Regions from separate parts of the Mus musculus genome. Here all the other regions are linked to region 3. A link is a loop called in an ENCODE intact Hi-C map of the cell type or tissue named here. Cell type or tissue: gastrocnemius. All regions are shown on one strand.

What was found. Peaks named below come from ENCODE experiments on the same cell type or tissue, not always from the same donor. Only the 100,000 strongest peaks of a DNase experiment are listed, where the experiment ranks them.
Region 1: a loop joins it to region 3, with 3.0 times the contacts of the local background. A loop is called at or near these places in 6 of 42 quality-filtered maps.
Region 2: a loop joins it to region 3, with 6 times the contacts of the local background. A loop is called at or near these places in 17 of 42 quality-filtered maps.

Annotation. Positions count from the first base shown.
Region 1 is chr10:99,840,309-99,848,308 of GRCm38, forward strand. No RefSeq gene overlaps it. Among named protein-coding and RNA genes, the nearest start is that of Gm35437, 59 kb to the right of the region's middle. In gastrocnemius, no CTCF peak of the experiment used is centred here; no DNase peak of the experiment used is centred here; H3K4me3 peaks cover 263 bases; H3K27ac peaks cover 916 bases.
Region 2 is chr10:100,167,442-100,175,441 of GRCm38, forward strand. No RefSeq gene overlaps it. Among named protein-coding and RNA genes, the nearest start is that of Gm35533, 27 kb to the left of the region's middle. In gastrocnemius, a CTCF peak has its summit at 3,605 (motif pointing left); a DNase peak (open chromatin) is centred at 3,589.
Region 3 is chr10:99,637,887-99,645,886 of GRCm38, forward strand. All of the region lies in intron 1 of Gm20110 (predicted gene, 20110), which reads left to right. It also overlaps the pseudogene Gm18409. Among named protein-coding and RNA genes, the nearest start is that of Gm35101, 19 kb to the right of the region's middle. In gastrocnemius, CTCF peaks have their summits at 4,091 and 7,283 (motif pointing right); DNase peaks (open chromatin) are centred at 1,346, 1,776, 4,106 and 7,292; H3K4me3 peaks cover 248 bases; H3K27ac peaks cover 413 bases.

The sequences.
Region 1 (8,000 bases), 200 kb after region 3:
GAAGTATTATTATCAGAGCAACAGGTCCATGCGGGTTAAGACAATTCAAGGAAGGGGACAAAGGATTATGTACTAGGCCTCAGGAAGTACTGAGGAAGAGATGGACATTAAATTGGCTTCTACAGGAAGATGAGCTTTGGGCATGCCAAAAAAGAAAACGGGAAGCAGGGTAGAAAAGCATGTAGAAAAGGAACAAAACAGTGGAAATGAACGAAAAATGAGGTGCTATTTGGATCAGAGAATATTCATGGCGGGAAGTCAGGGGCTATGGGAAAAGTGGTGAATTAGCAAAAAGCGGCTAGGCTAGCGGTTTAAGTGGAGAGCACAGATGTTTTCTTCAGTATTGGAAGCAGGCAGAACACACAAGGAAAAGGGTATTTCTGGAAGGGAATTCTGACTCTTGGGGCACGTGCTTCCTGGAAAGAGTTCAAAGCAGGAGGTCAAGTTATGAATGTGTGCTGTTGCGTCTGCCAGTGTCAGGACTTGTGTTCTCGTGGTGGGAAACAGATACCAGTCTACTGATGAACCTCCTCAAGTATCATTTGGGAGACATGACATGATCAAAGTCATTTCCACAACTGCTTCAAAACTGATCTCTGTCTTGCATTCTCTCTGTTTGTCCCACTCAATATTTTGAGGCAAATCTAGGAAATCCCCTTTGTGAGTGGTCTCTCTCTTTGTCAACCGTTCAGTCAAGTGATCCCAGTCAGTTTCTGTGTGGTAACTATCCCCTTCTGACCTCATGCCCTCTCTGCTTATTGACTGAGCTTCTCTCTAATGTAAATACTGCAGCCATAGGTAATATGGTAGGCACGTGGCTTTATGGTCTGGCACAGCAGAACTACTTGTAGCCAATGTCCCAAGTACGATTATTAAGGAAGCTAAGTCCTCCTGTGTAAGACGACTTATAGCACAGGTTTTCTTAGAGACGGGACGACAGAATGGAACTCAGAAGGGTAGAAGGGTTTAAGTGACGAAAGAAGGAAAGGAATTCCAGAGACAGAAATATCATCTGAAATGGTACTGAGTCTAGAAAGGACATGATGGGTAGGGGGAAGACAGGACAGATGACTCAGCCCATTCACATGGCCTTTGGCTCAACTACTGGAGTTGGTAAGTGTTAGCTGGAGCTGTTAAGTGCTTTCCTGCCTTTCCTTCCATCTCTTTAGAGTGACTTTTGTCAGTTTCTCACCTTGCTACTAGAGAGACACTTTCAAAATGTAAACCACAAATTCCACAGTGACTCCCCCGCCCCCCACACACACACAACTGCCCACACAGTGAAGGTCAAATTCCCAGCATGGGCTCGCAGGAATCTTCTGTTCCTTTGCCTGTGTTTCCACCCCCCTCCAGCCCTAAATGCCAATGGCTCTGTTTATGGCTCTTCAAAGCAGTCCTGTTCGGTCACCTACTTATGTCTCTGCCAACTGCTACTTCCTTTGCTTACAATGCCTTGGACTGCCTGCAGAACTGCCACGCTGCCTTTCATCGGGGCACAGACTCTGTAGTTTGTGAACAGAGGACAGCAAACTATAGCGACGATTGAAATTCGAAGCTTTGACCATTAACGTATGCTCTTGCTATCTAAAAACCGCTTTCCCTTTTTAACGTTAAAATTAGTGTAAAGGAATAATAGATTGTAACATGTGAGGATGAAACCAAATGCAAATGTCAGGGGCTATGAATGCAGCGTTTTAGAATAGATCATGCTCATTTGCCCATCGTCCATGTATTGCTTTTTTCCTATGACAGCTGAGTTGTTATAAAGACCCCAATGAAAAAACCTTACTATTCTCTGGTCATTTATGGGACAAAGTGTCTGATTCCTGCTTTACTCCTGTCCTTCCAGTTGGCTTTCTGGAAATTCCTCCCCAGGAGAAAGATTGCGTTTTCAGATGACATCCTATGGCATGCCTAAGAACCCAAGTCCCCTGAGGAGATGCCAGAGCTTCTTAGCTTTTTGCATGTATGGACCTCAGCAACTAGCAGAGTCTCCTCACTTGTATTACAGAGGCGAAACCACACCCATCCAAGGAATTTTTGAAGATCAAAGCAGTTAACACCATGTGTATTTAGCACAGAGCCTGATATCCAAAACCAGTTTGTTATACAGACTGTATTGACATCTTCCTGTTGACGTGTCTTATATATTCACCCATCGTTACACTTTACTGCATTTTAGTTATTTCCGCATTGAGTTCATTGTGGTTTTTTTTCCCGCTTGTAGAAGGTGAGTCTTAATAAGATATTTCTTGAATGAAAAAAAAAATGAGTATATGTGAATGGACTCGTTGCTGTGAACTGAGAATAAATGTGTCTTGTGTTGAGAACAGTTATTAAGAGTTAATACCCACATCATCTCCTTTGTGCTGTTTTCTTTTATGACTTACCTGGGTTTCTGAAATGAAATAAAACCAAGAACCATTTGCATGCAGATGCCAGAATACTTAAGACATTTTTAAAAACCAAACTAGAGGGCTATATTACATATTAAGGTTTTACAAGTAAATGCCAGCAACTAAATGTGAATGTTTATAGACTTAGGACCATTTCCTGACTTTTATTGGGACCATTTAAGGAGGGTATATTCACACGTTCTGATGTCCTGGTGTTGATGTCTGTCAACTTCTTTTCTTGTCTTCTTTCTGCCTCCCGTGCTTGAGGTTACATGGTTCAACTCAGCTCAAAAGCAATAACAGATACTTTCATAATGTGAGAAATTAAGAATAATCCAAACTTTAAAACAAATGACTAACACACACACACACACACACACACACACACACACACACACACACACAGAGAGAGAGAGAGAGAGAGAGAGAGAGAGAGAGAGAGAGCAGATCCCAGCCTTAACCAATCATCTAAAGATGGCTTTAGCACACATTGTTCATTTTTCTTGAGTTGTTGGGGGTACATTCTCTGTAACCCCATTCTGGGAAGGATTTGCAAGTCAGCTTAAGCTCTTGAATAAGAAGAGTTTGAGGACTAGGTTTAAGGCAATAGCAGAGTTAGTATCAGAGAGAAGGGGGTCACAGAAGGGCAAGTTCTAACGGTCTACCATGGACTCATGTCTGATTCTTCCACGTAATTCTTCTTTTCTTAGAGAACAATTGCTTATGATCTTGATGCTGTGTTGAGTCATGGTCTGTGATGCTGAAGTATTTTTCAAACCTGTTCCTGAGAGGACAGAGGTAGGAGCATGGGAGAGGGAGGAGGAAGACTTTAGACCTACTTACTAGCCTTGACTTGATAACAGAAGATCGAGTATTCAGTGGTGGTGGCAGAAGCATGGGCTATGGTCGAGAGTCATCTAAAAAATACGTGCACCTCAGTTTTGTGAAGAAAGTTGTGCCAAGTACAAGTGTCAGTCTGAGTTCTGCCACTGCAACTTGGCAGGTCAAAAGCTTGCTAAAGCAAAGACTGTCTAACCTGAGAACTTTAGGAAGGATCAGGATGATGTAAGAGTAACTGCTACGGAAGCTTGATCGGGTCATCTCGTGAGGATCGTGGACCACAAGCGGAGGGAAAATCATTTAGCAGCAATAACCAGCCTATGAAATGGATATAGTCATTCCCCTTTAAAAATGAGAAACTAAGAACTTATTGGTAACACAAATTCACTGACATAGTGGAGAAGTAGATTGTCTGGGATTCAAATCCAGGGAGCCCTAGTCCAGTTTCTACAAACTCTAAGACATGTCTAGTTTAATAGCCATGTTTAATTAAACATGTGTTATTTCACACACTATGTCAAGGACTTCCCATGCAGTATTGTCTCAAATATGCTTCAGCCACCTCTTGCTTCATAGCAAATCAGGACAACATAAAGATCATTTATTTGGTTCGTGAATCTGCACTTTGGGCTAGGCCTTGCTCCACCCAACACCAGCTCAACTAGGGCCTGAAGAATCGTCTTTCAAGATGGTTCACTCACATGCTGGGAAGTTATTGCTGTCCAGAGGTCAAGACCAGCAATCTCACTTGGTCTTTCTGTGAGTGCCTCCATATGGCCCGGGCTTCCTTGTAGTTCTATGGCTTGGTTTTAAGATCAGACATTCCCAGACAGAGCCAGCTGAAAATTGATTTACTGTTTACGACTTGTTCCAAAGGTATATGGCCCCACTTTCATCCAGTGTTACTGGCTGAAGCCATCCTAAAAGCCTGCTCAGGCAGAAGTGGAGAAACGGAAGCACTACTCCTACAAGGGCAGCCACTCCTGGTGGACCTGCAAGGACCTGGAGGGAACATTCTTGCAGTGTCACGAAAATGTGTTTACACACATTATATGACTTAATCTTCACAGTCTGAAGAAACTTTTGTTGTCTTTCTTGTTGTGATTAATAGTAGTTAACTGACTGGACAACATCTGTCTACAGCTGATAGGAGGTGGGAGAGAGCATCTATCCCTGTTTCAATTTTCCACAGATTGTATTAGATTCAGCTTGCAAAGCTTACCTCCTCACTTAAGACTTACCTATTTTCTCATGAAAATTATTGCTTCTTTCTTGTAATGTCTCATGATTTTTTTTCATGGATCTATTAGTGTGTTGCCCTCATGCAGCAGAAAAACCAGGTCCTAGCAAACATTGTTAAGAGGCAGAGACTCCAGATCTAGACTGCTTGAGTTTGAACTCTAGCCCTGAAGCTTCTTGGACGTTATGTTGACTACAGATTGGTAGCCGACCTCTCTAAATTTGTTCATTTTTACACTAAGGATAAGAATACCATCTTCTTAGGCGAGCTGTTAAGGATGAGAGTGATAATTTTTAAATGCCTGCCACATGGCAATTGCTATAAAAATGTTAGTTATTGGGCTGGAGAATGGCTCAGTATTTAAGAGCACTGGCTGCTCTTCCAGAGAAGAAGGGCCAAATCCTCAATACCCACATGGCAAACTCAAGGTGTGATCTCACTGGTCCCAGGGGATATGACACCCACCTCGGGATTCTGAGGGCACTGTATGGATATAGTACACAGACATGCATGAAATAAATCACCCATACACACAAATAATAATATAAAAATTATTAAAATGTTAGCTACTATTTGTGAATTTATTGAATGTCTGCTTTGATTGTTATCTCTTAGGGGGCAGTGATTCCTCCTTCTCTTTTCCTCTCACTGATAATAAAGTTTATTTTTATAGCAGTTTTAGGTTCATAGAAGATGTAAGGGAAGGTGCAGAGACTTCCCATACGCTATCTGCTCACCTGTATACATCACCTTCTCTATTATCAATCCCTTAGCATTTACTAAAGTTGCTCTACCTACACTGATGGATCATATTGTCTGCAGTCCATAGTTTCTATATTTTAAATAACAACCTTGTCTTAGTCACTGGTCTTTTGTTGCGAAAAGACACCACAACAAGGACACTGTTATATAAGAAAGCATTTACTTACAATTGCTGTGGCTGAGGCTGAGGCTGGCTTACAGTTTCAGAGGCTTAGTCCATTATCATCATGGTGGGAAGCATGGGAGGCACACAGGCAGACACTGATGAAACTAAGCAGTGAATTCTGACAAAATCACACCATGCAATAGGTCTCACATGGGAGGCTTATTAGGAGAGGAGGGAGGGGGCACAGGGGATGTCTATCAGTGGAGGAAGGGAAGAAAGGGTGGGGGAAGAAAAATGTACCTTTTTTTTTTTTAATCAGGACCATGTGACAGGAGAGACAATGGGAATGTGTACCTTCCAGACAGCTAGTGATGATCGGTCTTTGATTGGTCTTGCTGTGAATGGGTCCATCAGGGCTAGCTGTGAAGGTGAGTGATTGCTAACATTGTCTCAGGGTCCCTTTGGGCTAGCCATGAAGGTGCCTGATTGCCAATAGACATGGTGCTATAGAGGTAGCTGAAAGTTCTACATCATGATCTATAGTTAGACGGGGTGAGGGGGATGGGGGTGGAGTGGTGTGGGGGGGAATGTGAGGGGGTAGGGGTGGGGTCTGACAAGCACTTTTGAAACCTCAAAAAATACCCAAAAACTTCCTCTAACAAGGCCACACCTACTCCAACAAGGCCACAACTCCTAAATCTTTTAATCCTTTCCAAGAGTTTCACTTTTCTTGTGACTAAGCATAGGGGGTCATTCTTATTCAAATTACCACAAATCCTTCAATTTGCTGTGCCTTCAGCAACTATTTTATCTTGGTCTGGAACTTCCTTCTATTCTCATGAAAAGGTTTGGAGTTTTTATTACAAGTCCAGGTTCTCAATAAATCTCATAGAACATAGCTTTGGTGCTGTGTGTTAGAAGGCATCACCAAAATGAAGGCCATATCAATTTTCTCCTATACTATCTTCGTGGAGCTTTCTAGTTCTAAATCAGTGGTCACTTGAACTTAACTCTTTCAAAAGGTACATGGTCTAGATTCTGTTCTTCTTATATGGATGTCCAGTTGTTTCCCCACTTGTTTTTATTTAGATTGTTCTATCCATTTGGTTGTTTTGATGTTTGTTCCAAAGTGTTGGGTTTGGGGTGGAAGCCAAGAAAACTCACCAGAATCTTAAAAACCAAAGCTGTATTTTCAAAGTCTCCATGCAGACAGACAGTTCAGGATCTGAACCATGTCCCCAAAGGGAGATTGTGTCTATTTTTTAATTATTTACTTTACATACAGTACACTGTCATCCTCCTGGACACCCCCTCCACAATCTTTCCCCTCCCTGTCTCCCCTTCTCCTTTGAGCAGGTGCTCCCCCCCCCCAGGGGTATCCCCTTACCCTGGCACTTCAATTCTAGATTGCTTCCTCTACCATTGAGGCCAGACAAGACATCCCAGCTAGAAGAACATATCCCATGTATAGGCAACACCTTTTGGCTATGGGAGTCTGCATCTGTCTGGGTCAGCTGCTGGGTGGAGCTTCTCAGAGGACTTCTTGCTCCTATCTGCAAGCACAATAGAGTAGCATTAATAGGGTTAGAGATTGGTGCTGACCCATCCCATGCACATAGTCAATTAATTCAAAACAAACCACACATTTTTATTTATGACTTTGTATGCCTTTGTTTAAATAATTTCATTTGGGAGGTGCAAATGTAAGAACTATATATATTTTTTCCTTTTCAAATTCTACTTGATCATTTCTTGGATAAATGGGAATAATTGAGTTTTTTTTTCTGTGTTAATTTTGTGTTATATTTTGTAAACATTTTGTAATCACATATTACCTCCAAGAGGCCATCTCCCCTCAATTTACACAAAGATTATCAAGTGCCAAAGGTACTTTTATTTCTTTACAAATAATCTATATCTTATTTATTTCTCTTTCTTGTCTTAGCTCATTATCTGGGCTCCCAATATAATTCAGAAAATCAGTGGTGATAAAGGACAGTTTTGTAAGACTCATGATCTTAATGAGTGGCTTCAACAAAGGTGGCCTCAATGTCTGTGAAGTAAGCTGTCAGTTTTATGTGGGTATTACTCATCAAGTTTAGGAAGTTCATTTACAGTCCGTATTTACTGAGAACTTTTATCATGAATGAGCATTAAATTTTGTAAAGCGCCTTTTCTGCATCTGTTGGTTTGAGCATGTGAACTTATCTTCTTTAGCTTGTTAATATGATGAATCATGTTGATTTTCAAAAGAGGACATAGTCTTGTATCATTGTTGATATTTTTAAATTATATTTTTCAAGACTTTTTACATCTATGTTCACAAGGGATATCATTCTATAAGAATGATCATTATTTAGTACTATTTTCATTTGCATTAAGGTAATGATTACAATGTAGATTGAGTTAGGAATTATTTCCTACTTTTATCTTTTGAGAAATTGTTACTCCTGCCTTACGTATTTGGTAGCATTTACCAATGACCTCTTCTTAATCTAGTGTTTTGATTGTACTATTATTAATTATCTGTACAATTTCCTTAAATATATATAGTTGTATAAATATGTTAAAGTTGGATACTTCTTCTTTGAGATTTGGAAGATTGTGTCTCTCAATTTATGAGTCCATTTAATCTATGTTATTGCCCTTTCAACAC
Region 2 (8,000 bases), 530 kb after region 3:
TGATGTATGTCCACACAATGACAATCAGAAAGACACAGCCTCAAACAAGATGGAACACAGGGCTCACACCTGAAGTTGTCCACTGACCTCCATACTCCACTGTGGCCTGCATACTAGTTCCTAAATATCCCCCCACAAGGGACAATCTTGACTGAGAAGAAAAAAATTACAGTTGGTGGAAAAAGAGCCCAGGAATTTGAAGTAGAGTGGGGAGGAGAATTTTATTTATGACGGTTTGGAAGGAGGAAAAGGAAGGGAGAAATATAATTAAATTAAATCCTCCAAAAAAAAACATTTAAAAAAAGGAAAAAAATAGAAACAAGTTTTTTAAAGGACCAAATAATAAGAGTATATTGCTACTGTGAAATGAATATATATAGTTTCTTGCAAATCATTATTTTAGATTTCAGGATAGGTATGAGTTTGAGGTATAGGATTAAATGGCCTTCAATCCAGGATTTGGAGCAAACTTGAGTATTATTTGTGAGTTCACAAACATAATTCCAATAGGCTCACTTTCCGAAATTCTCATTTCAGTATAGAAAATATATTTATTCCTCTTAATCCTGCAAAATCAGAGGACTGAATGTAGCCTAAGATTCAGAAAAGGATAAACAAGTTTTCAGTTACAATCCTCTGCTTGAGAAATACTCTCACTTTAATCTACTTTGCATCAACATGTAGGATTTCAAAAAGAACAAAGCAACTGACTGCATATATCTCACACTGCAGCTAATTCTGGTCCCCATCAAGTCTCCTGCCTTAGACTTCTCACAGTTGACTTGAAATGGGCAATTGATCATCAAGTGCCTCCCAGCTTAATATGTAGATAAGCAAACCCAAATAACAACTTGTTAGTTTGTCAGTTTTAACAGTAACTATAGAAGTAAAACTGTACAAAATTGTTTACTATGACTTTCAGTAGTTTGTTTTTCCATTAAAAATAACTTATTTCTGTTGCAAAAAGAGGTGAAATTTCTTGATTTTGCTCTGGTGGTGTGTAGCTTTGGTATCAGCTGCCGATCCTCTACCAAATGTACTAAAATTACAGTCTTTTGGTTTCTACATGCGCTTTTAAAAAGTTCTGACCCTGCATGGGCTTTACATATTTGTATGTTGTGTGCAACTCTTTAAACAGACCTGTTCTTTCCTTTGTGAAAATGTGTATTTCCAATTTTCTCTAGGGAACATTACAGAATAATATGTATTGCACTTAGGTTTCTAGACCCATATTTACTCTGTAGTTCTTTGGAGTCATAACATTGTCACAGGAGATGTGTGACTCTAAGTAGCATCTAGGTAGGCAACATCAGTGGATCCAAGGTTCTTGTTTCGAATATTTTGTTCAGGAGGCGAGACCAGATGAGAGGAGGCAGGGGCATTTTCTGTATGTATCATTTATCTTACAATTCTTTGACCTGTAGTTTCCTGGAGCAAGTTCATACATAAATTAACTTGATAAAGTAATAAAAGAGAGCAGAAGGGTAAGACTGAATGATTTCTTTTTAGCATCATTTTTGTAAAGAAAAGAGAAACAGAGGTCTAGCTATGCCTCAGTGACTAAACTAAAGACCACTAGTAAAACACAGAAACAGCTCTGAACAACCACAATGTTCACAGCTCTGTCATCAGCTATGAGTGATGGGGATGGGAAGCCTAATAGGAAAGGTTAGAATTTAATTACATGTTTTCATATCTTTCAAGTATTTGAACATCACTCCTCAATCATGTGCGTGTCCTATCACTTGGTGAAGATTAAAACTTCAACTGTAGGCCTTGAATGTCTTGCCAAATCCTTGGCTACAAAGAATAGGAGAAATTGTTGTAACAAGGCTTCAAAAGACACAGCCCAAGCATAGGAGTCATGCAGGAAACTTGAGTTCAACTTTACCTAGTTAGAACTGCTTAGTCATACATATGTTTTAAATAAACCAATGATCAGAAATGTACAGTGAGATACTAATGGTCACTTCGTACTTTTCTCCAGCCCTGATGCTGTGAGTTTAGTGTGTAATTTCCAGAATTTCCTAATGCAGGAATGGCAAACAGAAATTTCTACAGTGATAGAAGTTATCTGATGTTATTTAGTATGGTATTGTGGTTAATGTGACTGAGGCGATTAATTTAAAATAAAAACTTTATGCATTTATTATTTATTTAGGTTTCAATTTTAAATCATAAACTGACAAATTATACTTGCATATGTTTATGTATTTTAAAGTTTCCCTGTTATTTATGACTATAACTTAGTTTTAATTAATGCAAATGTTAATTGCCCATATGTGCCTTTTAGTCTCCATATTGTGGACCACACATTGTCTAGTCTTGTATATACATATACATAAAAATCTTTTGCTGTTGAATAAAAATCAAATTATAGCATATAGATTTTCCAGAACTTGTTTTTTCTGCTTAATGACTTTAATCTGATCCATTATTTTACATATGATTATGTAAATACAGTGTTAAATGTAAGTGCAAATTAATTCCAATAATGACCAATAGACCTATCCAAATCTTTCCAAACATTATATTTTATGTGCATTCTAGGTTTCCTGAGTGATATAATAGATGGGGGTTGCCAATGTGTTGAAATGATGGTTCAGCTGTTAGGAGTACATGCTACTCTTGCAGAAGCCCTGGGTTCTGTTCCCAACACCTACATTGTGTCATACAACTATCTATATCTATAGTCATACAACTATCTATATCTATAGTCATACAACTATCTATATCTATAGTCATACAACTATCTATATCTCTAGTTCCAGAGAATCTGGTTCCTTCTGACCTCTGCAGGTACCACCCACACACATGGTACATATGCATGCTTGTAAACAAAACACCCATACATGTCAAATAAAATAAATAATTCTTAAAGAGAGAGAGAGAGAGAGAGAGAGAGAGAGAGAGCCTAAGATGCCTTTCCAAGTATTTGAAATTAAAAAAAAATCTATGCTAAAATTGTGAATCATTTCACCACCAAGAACCTCTCAGGGGTGTGGAATAAACTCAAGAGAGCCCATATAGGAACCAACAATTTGATTCATGTTGCTCTCTGCCTTGGTGAGAAAAGTTTCTGTTTGCAGTGGACCACAGTGAATGTAGAAACTCACAACTGGGCAAAGTGCTGAGAAGTAACTGCTGTGCCCAGTCCTGAATGAGAGCTAATTTTCCTCTCTCCCAGGCTCAAGGTACTAGCAGAATAGTGTGAAACTGATGCTGCAACTCCTTTAAATGTTTGAAATAAATACCAAAGATGTCCAGAATTTTCTTTGGAAGATATTTTAAATTGATAGATGTGTGCATAGATATTTTTCTTTTCATATGTCTTCAATAAATTGAACTTTGCAAAAAATTTTTCTTCTCATTAAATTATGACAAATCAATTCAGAAACAGTATATCCTTTAATTTCAATTTTTTATTTGAGATATTTATACATGGTTGTAATGTATTTTGATCAAATCCACCCCCACATCTTTCCCTCCTTCAGTTCTTTCTCTATCCCCCAATCATTTTTTTTTTCAAATTTCATGTGCTCCATTTTAAACTCACAGAGTTGGCTTTGTTCTGCCTATATGGGCATGGGTGTAGAGCCACCTACTGGTGCATGTGGAACCTCTTCAGGATTATATCCCTGAAGAAAAAGGATTTTAGTTCCTTAGTAACTTTTAATTGCTAGTAGCTCCTCAGCTATAGGTGGAGCTTCATGAACTATAGTCCCACAACCCTAAAGAAATAGAAACAGTGATTAAAAGTGTTTGAATTTGGATTTGTCTTGAAATATCTTGGTTTCTCCCTTAATGGTGATTGAGAGTTTTGCTGGGTATAGTAGTCTAGGTTGATACCTGTGGTTTTTTTTAGAGATTGCTGAATATCTGTCCAGGCCCTTCCAGTTTTTAGAGTCTTTGTTGAGAAGTCAGGTATGATTCTGTTAGGTCTGCCTCTGTATGTTATCTGGCCCTTTTCCCTTACAGCTTTTAATATTCTTTCTTTGTTCTGTAGTGAAGAGGTCAGCTCAGAAACTTTAGAAAATTCCACTGGACTCCTCCCCTCCTGGAAAAGAGAAGTCATAAAGAATATAGACAACCCTCCCCTCTGCAAGGGAGGGGCTCTAATTACATTCCTCAGACCACAGGGAGGAGGGACAGACCACCAGCCCACCAGCCCACCAGCCCACCAGCCCACCAGCCTACCAGCCCGCTGCATCTTTGGGTAGGGAGACCCAGAGCTGGTAGACACATTCCGAAACCGTTGTTCACCTACCTCATTCCCTAAAGACCAATCAATTTAGAAGTCACACTGTTCTGCCAATCACCTTGTGCCTAATGGCCGCTGCCTTGAGAATGGTATAAGGGCTCGCTGGACGGGACTCACATGGTCATTTTCTCTCTCCATGTGCAGCTGTGTGCCCAACATGTTAGAACAATAAATTCCTCTTGCTTCTTATATTGATTCCCGGCTCTGCATTGTTCACTCAGGGAGTCCCCGGTAAGCTAAGGCTCACCATAGCTTTACAGTAGATTTTGCGTTTTTATTATTATGTACCTGGATGATTTTTTTTTTCTGGTCCAGTCTAGTTGGTGTTCTATAAGCTTCTTGTATGTTTATAGGCATCTCTTTCTTTGGGTCAAAGACTCTAAAAACTGGAAGGGCCTGGACAGATATTCAGCAATCATAGAAGTTTTCTTTTATGATTTTGTTGAGAATATTTTCTGGCCTTGGAGCTGGGACTCTTCACCTTCTTCTGTTCCTGTTGTTCTTAGGTTAGGTCTTTGCATGGTGTCCCAGATTCTCTGGATGTTTTGTGTCAGGAAATTTTTAGCTTTAACATTTTCATTGACTGATATATCAATTTCTTCTATTCTATCCTCTACACCTGAGATTCTCTCTTCCATCTCCTGTATTCTTTGGGTGATGCTTGCATCTGTTGTTTTTGTTCTCTTCCCCAGGTTGTCCATCTCCAATGTTCCCTCAGTTTGTGCTTTCTTTATTGCTTTTATTTCTGCTTTCAGGTTTGGCACAATTTTATTTATTTCCTTTACCTGTTTTATTGTATTTTCCTGTTTGTCTTTAAGGGATTTATTTGCTTCCTCTTTAAAGGCCTCTATCATCTTTATAAGATTGGATTTAAGGTAATTTTCTGTGTTTGGGTTGTGTTAAGATATCCAAGGCCTGCAATAGCAAGGTAGCTGTGCTTTGAAGGGGTCATATTACCCCGGCTTTTGTTGATTGTGTTCTTTCAAGGGCCTTTAGCCATCTGGTTTTGGACCCTGGATGTTCTTCTCTTTGTAGGTATGGGAGTGGGATGAGCCTTGCTGATCCTGGTGTGGAAGGCTTCTGATGGATATCTTTGAGCTGTATGTTTCAGGAGTCTCAGGTCCAATGAAAGTGGGTGGAGAGGTAGCAGGAGAATGAAGGTCTTTCTGGGACGGCAGGGTGCTCAGGGCAGCTTGGCTTGGCTCAGAGGGCTCAGTGAGCATGGCAGCAATACAGTCTTGCTATCAAGGTTTGTAGGAGAGCCAAGAGCAAAGGCAATAACCTGCACTGTTTGGGGAACCTACATATCTCCACTGGCCAACAACTCAAAAAGAGGAATTCCATACTGCCAAGAACCATTTAGGAGAAGCTAAAATCAAACAGATGATCTTCCTGAGATAGTTCCTTCATGGACTTAAGTCTATGATGAATTTGCTTCTCTGGGCAAGGCTAAGAAGATTGTATCTGAGGAAAGATTCCTGCTATTAATATGCTTTTCTTGTTATTATTGAGTATGTAACAATCACTAGGTACTGACTCGCCCTTTTGAGCAGATTTCTACAGACCTACAAAGATCTTGTAATTATGCTATGTAGACAAATAGATAATGAATCTACAGAATTCCTGATTTAATTCAAATAATTTTAGGTAGAAAGTTTTTAGAGATGATCTTAGTTGCTAGAAAGACATAATAAAGTTAGAATCAAGAATAATATGTGTTGACTCCTCAGAGTTGTAAGTAAAGGCTACATAATAAGAAATGCATTGAGCTTTCATAATTACTCTTAAATGAGAAACAGACTTGAAACAAATTTGTGTTCAAGGAAAAACATTTATGTCCAAGGATAAAGTCATAGGTATATACCTGGCAAGGCCATGTAAAACTGTTGCTTTGAGCTTATAATGAGTATATTATAATCAAGCGCTGCTTTGAACTAATATCAACCTCCTTTAACTCCCATTCTATGTAACATTTTATCTCTGAGGTAATTTTCTAAAAATCTTTTTTGTCTAAGGAGGTATAAAAAGACCAGAAAAAAAGAAAGAGAGAGAGAGAGAGAAAGAAAGAAAGAGAGAGAGAGGGGGGGGGAGGGAGAAAGAAAGAGAGAAAGAGAGAAAGAGAGAAAGAGAGAAAGAAAATTGTTGGTTGAGTGGTTTGGCTTGGGGAGCTTTGCCCCTTCTATCCATCCATCCATCCATCCACCCATCCATCCATCCATATGTGTATGTCTGTCTATATGTATATGTGTAGGTATAGGTGTATATATGTAAGCATGCACAAATACTTGTGGAGTTGACTGTGACAGACAGTTATGTCCAGCCAGAGTATGGGTGTATGAATGTTTGAATGTGTCTGTACATATTTGACATAAAGCACCTTAATTCGTTTCCTTTCCTTCATCTCTGGTTCAAAAAGAGTTAACCAGCTTAGCCAGAAAGGTTTCTGTCTAAAGGAAGCACCAGCAATAAATCCTTTTACTTAAGTCCCGCACCCCCAGCCTCCATTTTACATTGAGGTGCTAAAAGGCAGAGACTGCAGTTTCTGTCCTCAGAGGAACTCAGGCAGGTCAGCTATCACTGCAAAGTAACTAAAGTAATTTAGACTTAAGACAAGTAAATGTTTTATTATAGAAAAGGCAGATCTAAATATCTCACAAGACCGAGTCTTGTATCTTCCCCCCCACCCCCCCATTAAGAGAGAAAGAACAGCCAGCCAGCACCACACCTATCATGGAATTTTGTTTGTTTGTTTGTTTGATAGTGGATGTGATCTGGGAGAACGTTGTTTGTCTTATAGGGTGACTCCATTTTAACTCCTTTTATTTATGGATCTTCCCATATTTTAGGAAGCTTCTACAGTAGTAGGTTTCCGAATGGCTTTTAAGACTATATTGAACAGGAAGGAGTAGGCAGTAGACATACTTTGTCTTGCCCTGGTTTCAGTGGACATGCTCTGAGCTTTTCATCACTTATCATGAGTGTTGACTGTAGGATCATTTTATATTTCCTTTATGTGTTGAAATATGTTCCTCTTAATCTTTCTGAATTTTTTATTCTTAAATAAGATATAGCAACATAGAAACTTAAAAAAATATCAGGTCTTTTCTAAACCTCTTTCAACTTAGAATATCCCAAGCTTACATTTTTGTTTCTATAGATTCACTAGCTGATAAAATTCTGTTCAGATATTTTTCTGTCATTATTTTCTTAGTTTCTCATGCCAAATCTTTCCCATAGCTTGAAAATTTCCAAGTATAAACACACACAGAAACAGTCAGACAGATAGATACGCATGCACACGCGCGCGTGCACACACACACACACACACACACACACACACACACACACACACTACCAGCAAAAGTCTGAAAGAGAGGACAAATATTGTTCTCACTTCCTTTTAATTTCCTCTATTTCCTGAATTTTTGGTCTTTCCAGTTTTGATTCCCTTAGCTTTCTTAAGTTTGAAGTTTTGCTTTTTTTAACTTCTCGAATCGATATATCATGAACAGGCAAAGGTTCAGACATCTCAGGAGAATTACTTAAACCTAATAAGGCTTGCTGTCTATTAGCATTCCTTCTAGGCTCCACCCTGCAGTTACCTGACAACAGCCAGGTAGGCCTGGTTTGCTATAAAAGAGGCTGTGCCCTCCTTGCTCTCTCTGGCCTTTCTCTCTCTGCCCCTCTTCTCTCCCTGACCCCTTTCTTCCTCTCTCTTCTTCCCCTCCTCCCTCTCTCT
Region 3 (8,000 bases):
CTGAGCTCTGTCCAGGATGGAGCTCCCTGGGCCTTGGGATGCTCCTGCCATGCACTTCATGAAGCTGCCTCGCCAGTTTCTATCCTGGCTTCATTGGGCACGCTTCAAAGAGAATAAGCTCTTATCCTCATAGTGTCTTAGAGATAGTAATAATTTTTAATGGATGTCTTCCACATACTGCATTATGGCATTTCTTTGACTAATAGCTGAAGATACATGCTCTAATCAGTCTGGAGTACACTCATGCTCATTTTATCTCGACGTTTGTTCTTGTTGAGTTAATGCAATTTAGAACAGATGAGACGAGTGTGTCTGTGAGAGTGTTTCCAGAGAGCATTCGTTGGGGGAGGCAAGACCTGCTCTCAGAGGAGACCCTAGAGAGAAGCAGTGTCCCATGCCTGTTTCCTTTGCTGTTCTGAGTGCCTCTATCACTTCAGTTGCTATCAAACCTTCTGGCACCAATTTGGTATCAGCAACTGGGCAGGGAGCTTCTGAGACTCCAGAACAGGATTGGAATTGCCAAACCATTCATCTCTGTGGACTGAGCAGTCACTGGATTCTCTGAATCTTCAGTATGTGGGAGGCCATTGGTCATTTCTATAACATAAACTAATAAAAAACACCCTTCTTATAACGTGCACACACACACACACACACACACACACACACACACACACACACATACACACACACGAAACACGTACATGAATTCTCTCCCTTTAATTCTGATCAAGAGAATCCCACTTCATACTGTGTTCAATATCCCCTAGGATTCCTCATAGTAATTCTTTGCTGGAAACTGTGCTGTAATGAGTGAAACCAGAAGAAACCACAGAATTTACTAGAATCTGCTGGATATTTACTTAAGAGTTTTCCAAATTCTTCTTCCTTATACTGACCCAGAGCTCCAGTCAGTGTAGTAACAGCAGTAAACTCATCTGTAGAGCATTCCAATGACCTTTCTGTGTCAGGTAAATGCATTTCAACACGGCGTTCATCTTTGTCTACAGACACATGGGTTCAGTCCTTCCTGTCTTATAGCTGTCTACATCTACTGATCAATACTAAGGTCCTACAGATGTTCCTCATACATTTCCATGCTGAAAAGTACACAGGGAGAGGGATCACATAATGGGAAAGGCCAAAGCTAGACTTTCTCCAAAATAGTGAGATCTACTTGTTAGAAAGCACGGGCAAAACAAGACCCATTTACTACATAGCTATTTATCCTGCATAGGCTACAATAATGCCGTCTCTGCTTCACTTGTGAAAGCCAGCCTCCTAGCTGTGCATTCTGTTGCAGTCCTGAGGCTGTGTGCCAACTCCCATGTGGCAGGCTTCCTGGCACACAACTTGGCTGGACATTTTGATGCCCGTGCCATTGGTGGTCCATGAAGTGGAAGGAACAGATGAGTGAGGGGAAAAAGGATACCGTGAGCCCACCCGGGAGCAGGTGGTAATGGGAAAGACATGGGCTTGGCCCGGGGAACACATTATTCTTTAATTCAAAAGGTGTGTGGAGGTGATCGAAAAGAGAGGCTTATGCCAAATTGAACTGGGAGATTAAATGTGCATCCCTCCCTAAAACTTCTGCTTATATTTCCTTGTGTCCCTGTCCTCTGTCATTTATGCTCCTGCTGTCGCCAAGGCAATGCTGTGTTTTATGCATGGCTAGTGCTCCAAGTCTGGGAATTCAGTTCAGACTTTCAATCAGTGTGAGGGCTTCAAGATCCAGCAGTTATCCTCCAGAGTTCCAGCTCACTCCCCTGCCTGCTCATGGCGGGGCTCCACAAATCAAATGCTTTCAGTTCTCCTAAACTGCTGTGGTCTCTTTTGTTCGTCTTCCTTGGCAACCACCCATCATTTGGGTTGGAACATTCTTCACTTAGCTAGCTCCTACTTTTCCTGTAAGACTACTTATCATGGGCCCACCCCCGGGGACTCTGACAAGCATTCGGACTCAGTCTGCAGCTAAGAAGCCATGGGTAAAGTTTGAAAACATTACGTGTTAATCTCTAACATGCAAAGTGTATACATTATACACATCACAAAGGTTTACTTGTCTGTTTTCACGGGACAGAAGTTAACACTTCAATGATAGAGAATATCTTGCATCTATAATGCTTAGCATGCACGAATTGCTTAATAAGTAGGGGAACTATATAGTTTACCATCCAAACTAGAATGTTATCAACAATTCTGCTGGAAAAGCAGGTACTAAGTGTGCCAAGCAGTGCACTCAAATTCTCCCTTTAGTTTCGACTGCTGAATATATTGGAATGATTTCCTTCCCCCCTCCCCCCTCCTTTCTTCCTTTCAATTGTAGATTAAACCATGGCCTTGTGTGTACTGTATAGGTGTTCTACCACTGTATTATAAACCAGCCATTTTAAAATTTAGAAATGGAACCTGTTAATTTCCCAGGCCACTTTTGTACTCTCTGGTAGCCCAGATTCACAAGCTCAACTTGTAATCCTCCTGCCTCAGCCTCTGGAGTAACTAGCACTACAGGTCCACACTCTAGGCCTTGTTTTCCTGATGCTGCCAACATCCAGTATACTTCAAGGCACACTGGATACGCTTCATGTTGAGAAGTGCTTAAGTCCATTCTCCTAACAGTTAGCTACCACCAGCACTTCATGTAGGACAGGCCATTTACCATTGCTATATGGCAGGGAGTTGGTAGTGCTTGCTACTTCTCATAGAAGAAGAATATTTTCAAATGAGTATACAAGAAGCTTCATGCATGGAACAGGTTGCACCAAGTCCAGTATCTTCTACTGTGAGAGTTCCCTTCTACAGTCATCTCTCCCAGGAGACTTTTCCTTGTGCTTGGTGAAACCTGTGGAATTTTGTACTCTTCAAAGTTATTCATAGAGAAAATTGTAGTAACACACATATGTAATCCCGGCACTCAGGTGGCCGACATACCTTGAGCTGGAGGCTAAGTTGGGCTGCATAGCAAGACTCCGTCTCAAAAATAAGCAGCCCACCAGACTAAAGTTAACGGTGAATACATCATCGTCTCAGACGTTTGCACGTGTTGTTCTTTCTTGAGAGTATGGTTACTGTGGAGACAGTGTTTGGAAGCTGTGAACAAGAAAAGAATGAAGTTTGGGATGTCGTTGAGTGGGAGGTCAGAAATACCAGAATTCCTTCATTCACAAACCGTTCTTGGCTAATGACTCAGTTCAGTTGGTTCAAGGGGACGTTTCTCAGTTCTCCTTTGACACTCTGTATTGTTTTTGCATTCTCACCTCAAGGAAGATTTTTTTTTCTCTTGTGTGGGAGTCCTCTGCCCACAGGGTCGTTTCAAGTTAGACTTAAGAATCACTCAGAGATGAAAAGAAAATGCTTAGCTGAGTCGCAGAGATCTTTGGTTCAGCTCTGAACTTTAAACAATTCCTTCTAAATATACACATCGCCTATTAACTCTTCCAAGTTTTCAGAGAAAGTATTAAATTTAACAAAAACTCAGGAGCTTGCTGGTACACAACTACTTCCAGAATCAGGCATTAATGACAGCGTTCAGTTATGGCCAAGGTATGTAGGTCTTTGGCTATGAGGTTCATGAGATGATTGTGTGTGTAGAGTAAAGGACTGAGAACTTGGTTAAGTTTCTACTTACCTGCTCAACAATGACTCCATTGAAGATGTCTCAGAGCACATGCGCAAGACAGAATATACACAGACTATACATCTTTTCAGAGAGTCACGAGACTGTCAGAAACTAAGAGAAATCTTCATTAGAATTCTTTAACCAAGCTATTCTCAAGTTCTTACTCTTTTTGTTTCCCACACTGGTTAAAACTCGTCCTTTCACAAAAAAACCCAAATTCTAAATTCTATCAAAGGAATTTGGTCTAATTATCTTACCCGGCACCTTCGCAACCAAAGAAAATTAAATCGAAGAAAAAGACCTGGATCTGACACAAAATATCCAGAGAACCTTGAGTAATTAATTTCCTTCTCCTCTTCCTGGCCTCATTATCCTCAGTGATACATGGAAACTAAGGACCAGAAAAGCCGACTGCACTGCAGTTCTGTGGGGTGCAGGCTCTAACTTCGAACGGAGAACGCGCCCTTTGACCACTAGTCGTCCTTCTTGTGCAGAAGATGAGAATGCTTCCTCTGGCGCTGCAAAGCAGACGGAAGTGTTTTCAGTTGGCTGGTACCCAGAAGAGAAAACTCGCCCCATTCACTATGCTGACCTTCGTTTGCTTATTATCTTTGTATTTTCCCAGAGAGGTCCATATACATAGATCTGCATTACAAAGAGGATGACATTTTTAAAATAAGCTAACTTCTCTGTAGTATGGTTAGCCATTAATTCTTTCCTTTGTAGGAAGTGTTCATTAAACTCCAGGTGAAGGGGTTTAAGTCCCAGAAGGTAGTGATCAAACGAACATAAGTGAATAATAAGTGGATTTTGTTTGTTTGCTTTAAAAAAAAGTGTTTCAAAAATGGTGTCCGTGCTTGCAACCACATATACTCACCCTTCTGGGTGCAAGAACAGGAGAGAACTACAAAGGCAACAAACTAGAAGCTTCCTTGTAGGCATACCTACCTGTGAGGCTAGGGACTCAGGTTTTTATTTATATGGTTGCAGACATCAACATCTTAAACTGCATTCTGAAATAAAGGAATGGAAGACACACTCAATGAAGGGCAGAACCTGACGCCCATTTTCAGGCAGTTAGAAACTCTCAACTATCAGGAAGAAAAAAGTGGCTTGCATCATCTTTTATGATGCAGTTTCCAATCAAATTTATTGCATGAGGGTGTGTGCTCTCTAGAGCTACTGGTTGAAAGCGGGAAAATATCTGACAGTTAATTATTATCACTTTAACTTTGGGAATGCAGCAATGAAGGTGAATTTAAGTTATCAAGTAGCCCTTTTGATGCCATATTTCTGTATGTGTAAGGACAGAAAGAAGGGGGTTATAATAATAGTCACATCAGTATAATTACATACATGACAATAACATATGCTATATTTAGGAATATATTATTTACAAATAATGCATATATCATGATATACACATAATACTATCTACCCTATTTACCTGTGAGTTTTGTAGCCTTAGATTCAACCAGCTAAAGAGCAAAAGTATTTGTAAAACAACTGTGTGTTTATTAAATATGAAAAAACACGTTTTGTGATTATTCCCTAGGTGGTAATAACTTTTACGTAGCATTTGTGTTGTATTAGGCATTAGAAATGATGCAGAGATGAAGTAAAGTATATTGGACTATGTGGGTAGGTTGTATACAAATAGCATATTATTTAAATAAAGAATTTAAAGAGCTTCAAATTTTGATGGCCTAAGGGGAATGAACTAGAATTATTTCCTTGCAGATTCTGAGGAACAGACATGTGTGTGTGTGTGTGTGTGTGTGTGTGTGTGTGTGTGTGTTTGTGTGTCTATGCGTGAGTGCATGCATATGTGCGTGCATGAACTTAAGTATATGCATATGTACCATAGCCTGGTATATATCATATATGTGAGTACTGTGCCTCTGTAGTGTATGTTATACACTTCTGTTACTATGTATAACACGTTGTGTGTTATGTTGCTGTAATACGATAATTGCCACCTTAATAGTAATACCTTACATTTTTTGGGCTTACTCTGTTTTGAAGATCATATTTCATGTTTTTTCTGAATTGAATCTTAATTTCTTCAGAGAGCCTATACGTTATGAGTTATGGTTACTCTTATGTGGTCCATGAAGAACCAAGGACTAAAAAAGAAGCCCCAGGACCCAAAGCTGTATGAAGCAAAGGCAGCATAGAAATCTATACCCAAACCGCAACAATTATACTCTGCTGTTGAAGACCAAAGGTTTGCCACTGGCCAGAAAGATGGAGGAATCATTTTAAAACACAGGAATGAATCTAGTTCATCCTTTATAACTCGGGCTGTAAGAAGTATATTAAATCCTAGAAGCACAGCCAAATATTAAACGGAGCTTGGAGAATCTTGCGGAATACTTGGCGGAGGAATTGAGGAAAATGGAAGGGATAGAGACTCAATAAGAAGATCAGTAGAGTCAACTAACCTGGGCTCTTGGGGCCTCCCAGAGCCTGAACCACCAACCAAAGAGAAAGCATGGGCTGGACCTAGGCCTCCCTGCTCATATGTAGTAGACAGGAAGCTTGGTATTTATTCAGGTCCCCCAACAACTGGAGCAGGGCAGTCCCTGATTCTGTTGCCTGCCTGTGGATCCTGTTCTGTTAACCAGGCTGCCTTGTCTGGCCTCAGTGGGAGAGGATGTGTCTAGTACTGCAGTGAGTTGATGTGCCAGAGGGGCTAGTATCCTCCTCCTTCTCAGAGGAGAAGAGAGGGATGGGTGGAGGGGCTGTATGTGTGTGGGGACCGGGAGGAGGGGGGATTGTGATTGGGATGTACAGTGAATAAATAAATAAAATAATGGAAAAAAATCCTGGGAACAATTTTTACTCTTTTCTGTGCATAAGATTTGTTGCTATGCAAAATTCATACATATGCTCGACAATGACTGATTACTTATCTCATAGTTATCGCTGTGAAGTCATCCATCTTCATAGTTGAAATGAAATAACTGTGACAATTTGAAACAATAGTAACAAAAACTTAGACCCTAGATTAAGATAATGGATATGTCTTTGATTTTTCAATGGTCAGAAAATGTAGTTTTGACCAAGCGAAGCACCAGTTGACTAGAATATGAACAGGAAAATATTCTATGTGGATATTAGAAGGCAAGAATACTAATAGAGAGTGCAAACTTCACTCCTTGGTTTATTATATCTGAAAGTAGTAACTTAGAAAAAGAAGTAAATATTTAAATTAAGATGTTATTGAACCTGGGATGGAGAGATGGCTCAGCAGTTAAACACACTGGCTGCTCATTCTTTGCCTTTGTGCAATCTACTGGGAAGATATTTTATACCCTACCACCATTAAACATTTTAACCGTATTTAGGCTGTAATCCTAGCTGTTCAGTCTTCCCTCCTCGGGTAAGGGTAAACCTCTTTGGAAACACCTTTGCTGAGGCTCTACCACTGCATATTTGAAATACTTCTGTACGATTAGTAGCCAATGCTGGATGACAGTTTTTAGATATCCTTGGCTGTATGTTAAGTGCCAAAATATTTTCATAAGCCCTCAATATCAAACCCGATTTTCAGGGAAGAAAATAATATACTGAAAATTATTTTATTATTATTTTATGTGTATAGGTGTTTTGCTCACAAGTATGTCTGTGTACTACATGCTTGCAGTACTCATAGAGGCCAGAAGAGGGTGTTGGAGTCCCTGGAACTGGAGTTATAAATGACTGTCAACTGCTTTGTGCGTCCTGGGACTCAAACCTAAGAGGTGCCAGGGTTCTTAACCACTAAGCCATTTCTCCAGGCCAAACTATTTTTAATTATCATTTAAAATTTGATTATTATTAATTTTTTGAGACCAAATGTCTTTACAGAGCACTGGTGTTCTTGGAACTTATTGGCCTTGAACTCACAGAGGTTCACTTGCCTTTGTTTCACAAGTGCTTTGATTAAAGGTATACCTGGCTCCAGCTCCAATGTTTTCTGTTTAAATTACTGTATGATTTCCTAAGGACTCTGAGGATAATCATGAAACTTGACAAAAATCATAAAATTACGTTGTCTTATTTATTATGTTTAACATTCCATTAAAAAATTTAAAGTTTACTTATTTTACTCTATGTATGTGAATATTTTGTCTCATTGTATGTTTGCACACCATGTGCATACCTGATAGATCTGGGGTCACAGATGGTTGTGAGCCACCTTGTAGGTGTTGGGAGTTGAACCCAGGTACTCTGCAAGAGGAGAACATGTTCTTAACTGCTGAACTATGTCTCTGACCCATTATTTAATTCCTTAACAAGATCAATTAATAGTGAGATATGTTTTTAAAAATTGGGATGATTATCATAACTGCTTCATGGGAGAAGAGTTATCTAAAGGAAAGAGAAGGCCATCAAA